2 separate regions of the Homo sapiens genome follow, and region 2 is linked to region 1. Evidence: chromatin contacts called from ENCODE Hi-C or POLR2A ChIA-PET data. All regions are on one chromosome and are shown on one strand. Each heading gives the region's core, a stretch centred on a gene start or an enhancer-like site at or near the end of the contact. The rest is flanking DNA. Distances are from core to core; before and after follow the strand shown.

Evidence for each region. A loop is a pair of places that touch in the nucleus more often than their neighbours do. ChIA-PET counts read pairs that join two places held with the same protein, here RNA polymerase II (POLR2A).
Region 2: a loop to region 1 is called in a map of dorsolateral prefrontal cortex, with 5 times the contacts of the local background. The contact joins two enhancer-like sites. A Hi-C loop is called at or near these places in 1 of 168 maps with a recorded cell type or tissue (dorsolateral prefrontal cortex). POLR2A ChIA-PET finds 5 or more read pairs at or near these places in 1 of 52 experiments (GM12878).

The regions. Positions count from the first base shown.
Region 1 is chr16:86,529,576-86,532,275 of GRCh38, forward strand. It overlaps MTHFSD (methenyltetrahydrofolate synthetase domain containing), which reads right to left. Exons shown (of 8, transcript NM_001159377.2): 8 at 611-2,700. The coding sequence ends at 2,436. Among named protein-coding and RNA genes, the nearest start is that of FOXF1, 20 kb to the left of the region's middle. Within about 2 kb of position 1,451, at least 7 of the 41 ENCODE cell types and tissues checked have a DNase peak (open chromatin) inside an H3K27ac peak, as active enhancers do; they include dorsolateral prefrontal cortex, where a contact is called at or near this core.
Region 2 is chr16:86,490,230-86,492,929 of GRCh38, forward strand. All of the region lies in intron 1 of FENDRR (FOXF1 adjacent non-coding developmental regulatory RNA), which reads right to left. Among named protein-coding and RNA genes, the nearest start is that of FENDRR, 17 kb to the right of the region's middle. Within about 2 kb of position 1,306, at least 2 of the 41 ENCODE cell types and tissues checked have a DNase peak (open chromatin) inside an H3K27ac peak, as active enhancers do; they include dorsolateral prefrontal cortex, where a contact is called at or near this core.

The DNA.
Region 1 (2,700 bases), core at 201-2,700:
AGCTTGAATCCAGGAGGTGGAGGTTGCAGTGAGCTGAGTTTGCACCCCTGCGCTCCACCCTGGGCAAGAGTGAGATTGTCTCAGAAAGAAGGGTACAGGCCAGGTACAGTGACTCATGCCTGTAATCCCGGCACTTTCGGAGGCCAAGGTGGGAGGATTGCTTGAGGCCAGACGTTTGAGACCAGCCTGGGCAACATAGGGAGACCCTATCTCTACTAAAAAATATTAGCTGGGCATGGTGGTGCACACCTGTCGTCCTAGCTACGTGGAGGCTGAGGAGGGAGGATGGCTCGAGCCTGGGGGTTCAAGGCTGCAGTGAGCTGTGATCACACCACTGCACTCCAGCCTGGGTGACAGAGTAAGACCCTGTCTCAAAAAATAATAATAACAGATATAAAAATAAGAGGGATGGTCTCAGCAGTTGTCAAGTGGTTGTCTTCCATTCTCCCCTTATCACGTGTGAGTGACACAATCCCGATGCTGAGCCGTGGGAACAAGAAGTTGGGTTGTTGAGCACCTGCCTCACTGCTGCCTGCTCACCACGCTCCTTGGGAACTGTCCCCACAGGCCTCCCTGGGAAGGACAGGGCAGTGAAAGGTGTGCAGGCTGATACATGTGGGGGATTTTATTTCAGGCACTTGCTCTTCAGTTTTTCTTACACGATGTTCCACAAATATAAAAATGAGAAACTCTTTCAGATTATCTGTATATCCATATACCTGGATTATTCTGGCTAAAGCGACAGGAAATCCCAGCAGTCTGGCTTCCCCGAGTAACCCTGTACTGCCTGGTTTAATCCCGCCGTCTGAGGGTGGGGTGGGCGTCAGGCATGGCTGGACACAGGAGTGCCAGTGGTGGGGTCAGAATCCAGCTTCTCCCTCTCCCGGCCCCAGTGGGTCTATTCCCCGAAGTCCTTGCTCCTGTCTGCAGGGCTGTGCCCACTGCCGGTGGGGCAGGGAGTGGAGAAGGGGGGCTGACTCACTTGCTCTTCTCCTGGAGTTGCTATTCTAACGGCAGCAAATCCACAGGAAAAAGGTAAACAAAAAAAAAAAAATAAGAATCTTTCAGAAAAAGAAGTATTTTTTAAAAAAAGAGAGAAAAGAAGGTGAGGAGTTCAGTGTAACCAGGTGACTACTCTGAACTGGGGACTGAGTCAGCCTCTGACGCTGAGCTGAATGCCCAATGACAAACGTGACCAGCCGTGCGGGCGGGGGCAAGGCCAAGGACACAGAGGGCCGAGGGCCCAGGGCCAGGTGTGGCGCTTCCAGACGTTTCTACTCTCTCATTTTATTCATGGCGACTTGGGAAGGAAATCTGTCTTTAATGAGCAAATGTAAGGCTGCGTTTTCTTTGCGAAGTCTCCACAGGATTTTCACGGCAAAACCAATGAGAAAATGTCCTTTCAAAGAGAAGACCGAGTGTCCCGAGAACATTTTCTTGAAAGCGCGTGCACGGGCCGCCCTCTCGAGGCATCGTAATGTGCTTCAAAGAACACTTGGTAAAACCCTCTGGCTAAAAAATCAAAATTTCCAAAGCATATACATTTGAAAAAAACAAAATCTCCACTTAAAAGCTTATTTTGACTTGTTGCCCGGGATCAATTGCAAAAGCGCTTCTGTTGAGAAAGGACAGTTCAGCCAAACTCAAGCTGGTTTTTAGAAACAGAACTGGAGGAAAAAAACCCAGAAAACATAAGGCACTGGGCAAATGTGACGTAGGCTGGGATGAAACCCATTCTCCCAGAGCCGGTCTCTCCCACAGCACAAAGCTGCTCCTCATGCAGCCAGCTGGCTGAGGGCCCGGAGTGTGTCCACAGAGGGAGGAGCGGGGCTGGGGAGGGGAAGAGGGGAGGCTGGCTCCCCGAAATGTGACCTGAGGACTGATCTGAGCTGCAGTGAGCACTTTTTACCCAGGGGCTGAGCTTCCTGGGCTCCTGCGACATGGATGGAGCTCTCCCTGCCGTGCTGCCAGCTCAGGAGCCTGAAGCCCAAGGGCGCGCTTCTGTACCCAGCATCCAGTCCCTGCCAGGGCCTTTTGAGAGCCGGATCCTTTGTTCATCTTCTCCTGTTCAGCCCACCCCTGGCAAACTCGAGATCACCTTCACATCACCCTCCCCTGCTTAGCCACTCACTCAGTCCCTGGCCCCTCTGCTCTGTCCCTCCAGAGAAACAGAAACCGACTCAAGGCCCGAGCCTGCACGATTGGGAGGCTGCAGTCTCTGCGCGCTGTGAGATGAACCGCAGGGCGGCTTCCCCACTCACAGGAGGGCCTGGGCGTTCACTGAGCGGTGACTTCTGAGAAGAATTGAGACCCGAGCAGCTCAGGCGGTGGCTCCGACACGTCTTGCCACGCAGGCCTCTCGAGTGCCATCGGAACCGGAGCGGCAGGGGACGGGGATGGCGAGTCTGCAGTGAGCTCCGTGGCTGTCCACGAGGTCACTTGTCCCTCTGCTGCCTGGCCAGCGCCACCCTCAGGGTGTCGGTGCCCAGGCGCAGGCCCTGCAAGCAGGAGACGGCCTGCTGGGCTGCGGCAGAGTCCGGGTAATGGAGGAAGGCTCTGCGCCGCGGGCCCTGCCAGGTGAGCCGCAGGGGCACGGAGCCGAGTTCCCGCAGGGCTCTCTTCAGGTCACTCACACGGGCGTCCCCGGGGAGGTTCCCAACGTAAACATCGGCTGCAAGCGGGGCACCCTCCCCTGGTGGG
Region 2 (2,700 bases), core at 56-2,555, 39 kb before region 1:
CTGTGTGTATGTGATGTTTCAATAAAAAGTTTACCTTAAAATGTAAATCCGATGTTTTCTGGTTATCTACGACTGCATAACAAATCATGCCAAAATGCAGTGGCTTTAAACAGCAGTCTTTCATTACTTCTTGCAGTTCCTGTAGGTCAGAAATTCGAGAGGAGCAGGGCTGGGCGGCTGTGGCTCAGGATCTCTCATGCGCTCAGTCCTCATGGAGGGCTAGGTTGGGGTCAGTTGTGCCAAACTGAGTAAACCACTCACCCTCTCTGGTCTTCAGTTTCTCACTGTCAATTGAGAGAAGGAGACAAGACCATATCAAGTTTCTTTGTGGCTTTAAATGCCAGGATTCCCTTCTCTTCTTCTCGGTGTTCATGGAGTTCTTTTGTAATTAATCCTTTTGACCAAGGAACTCTGCAGAGCTTCCTGCCTCACGCCACAACCCACACTGGCCCCTGTGAGGTCACGACAGGTGATTTTAATTTGTTTTATTACAGAAAAAATAAAATATATGAAAGTAAAGACAATAGGATAACCAACCCCTATCTGCCCAGTACTCAGCAACAACCATTTATCAGCTTCTGTCCAGTCCTGTTCCACCTCCGTCCCTTCCCATGGCCTCTTGCCTTGGTTTTTCAGATGTAAATCCCATCTACATGTATTTCACTTGGTATCTTCGGAAGACACGGGCAGAGCTGGTTTTGACAGTGATGCAGTTGCTGGCAAATCCGTTTGCATCCAACATTGTCTTGAAATTTGGGTCACCTCTTCACAAATCCTGTTTGGAAAAGTGCTCTTATGAGGAACAGATGCTCCAGATGAGTCACAAGCCCTAAAACACACATACAAACAGACACGCCCGTCCTTTCTTTTGTTTGGAAAGCAATTGTTAGAACTTCAAGAGTGATTCTAGGGTGCTTTGCAGTCAACTGGTTACCACAAATGGGATGTGTATAACTTTAATGATTTCATTTAACACTGCCCAGTCCAGGCCTCAATCCCCTGCACTACTGTCAATGCTCCTTCATCCTGCACACGTGCTCTGCATCTCATGTTCTACGTCAGTGGTGGCAATGAGCACATGCCAGGTGTCCTGCAAACTTGGGCTCTGGAACCAAATGCCTGTGTGAGACCTGGCTCCACCACTCACTAATGTGTGCCCTTGGGTGAGTCAGAACCTCTCCTTCCCTCCATGTCCACATCTGAAGCATCCTTCATTATACTGCTCCGGGGATTGAGTGAGATCATAGACTCAGCACTCTGCGTGGTGCCTGGCACGCAGGGAGTGCCTCATAAACATCGGGCACTGCCTTCCAAACTGAGCAAGGGTTCCCCATGGCCAGCTGCTGGCTGGCCGTGCCCAGTGTCTGTCTCTCTATAGGTCAGCTATAAGCGTCTGTGTTAAATCCAAAGAACAAGCCCAAGTATGATCCCCAAAGGGAAAAGATTGCCTGAGCGAGCCTAATCCTCCTGCATCTTCCGTTATTGCCTCCACTGCTTGATTAAGCCTGACACAAGGAAAGCATTCAATCTCACTTTTGGAGGCGAAGAAGCACAGAGAAAACCTTTCTCACAGCAAGAACTGAGTTTGTGTAAGAACTGCAATTTTGAGGTCCTGAAGGACACAATCGGGGTATTGTACTTGTGGCTTCTCGTCACAGCAGCCAGCTCGCCGGACAGTAAACAAGCTTCCAATGAAATAAAGGCTTTGCATGGCAGATTCTCTTGCTGTGACTAATAGATCATGTACTTCCAAGAGTATATGTCACATTTGTCATCTCAGATGGGGGACCCTCCCAGCCACAAAACAACCTGAACAGTAGCAAGGAAGCCAGTTCCAGGCAGTGATGCCTGTTTCGGACATGGCCCCCTCTTGGTCTGAGCTGGAGCTTTTAGACACACCTGAGGGTAAGGAAGATGAGAGGAGCCACCCAGCAGTCTGTCCAGCCCTTGGCTGCCTGTAGCCTATCTTCCCTCCTTGGAGTTCCCGGGGAATAAAGGATGCAACCCAATGAAACGTTACATCTTGCAGCATTGTTTAATAGAAACTCTAAGTTAAATGGTGGATCTACATAATTAAACTTGTTGCATTTCCCCTGAACCGCTGCCTTAGCCATGGGTGCCAGGGTCACTAGAACAAATCCCACACAGATCCCTAATCACCTATCAATGAGCACAAATGATGCAGAGAGGTAATACGTGTGGTATCACTCACTAGCTGTGTGTCCCTGGGTAGTTACTCAACCTCTCTGAACCTCAATTCCCTCACTTGGAAAATGGGGATAATACCACCTGCCTTGGAGAGGTGTGATGATTAAATGCTTGTGAAGCAACTGATGTGTGCTTCATGAAGGTGACAGTGGTGGTGATGAAGATGACAGTGGTGGTGATGAAGATAACACTGCAGAGACAAAATGATTAAACTAAAAAGGATGGCACCATCAAATGCTACAGGCAGAAGACCTGGTCTCCAGAGGGTTAACAAAGAATCCCCATTTCCCAGAAGAAGAAACAGAGGGCCAGAGATGGAGCAGGACGTGGCCACGGTCACACAGCACTGCCACCCAGTGCCTCCCTCTCAGAGTGGCAGGAAACTCCAGGAAGGGCCATGAGCATCCCTCTCCTTGCCAGGATGAAATTCAGAAAGCTGCCCAGGACTTGCTGCTGACTCTGTATTCCAATGGATATGAGGAGGCTGCCCTA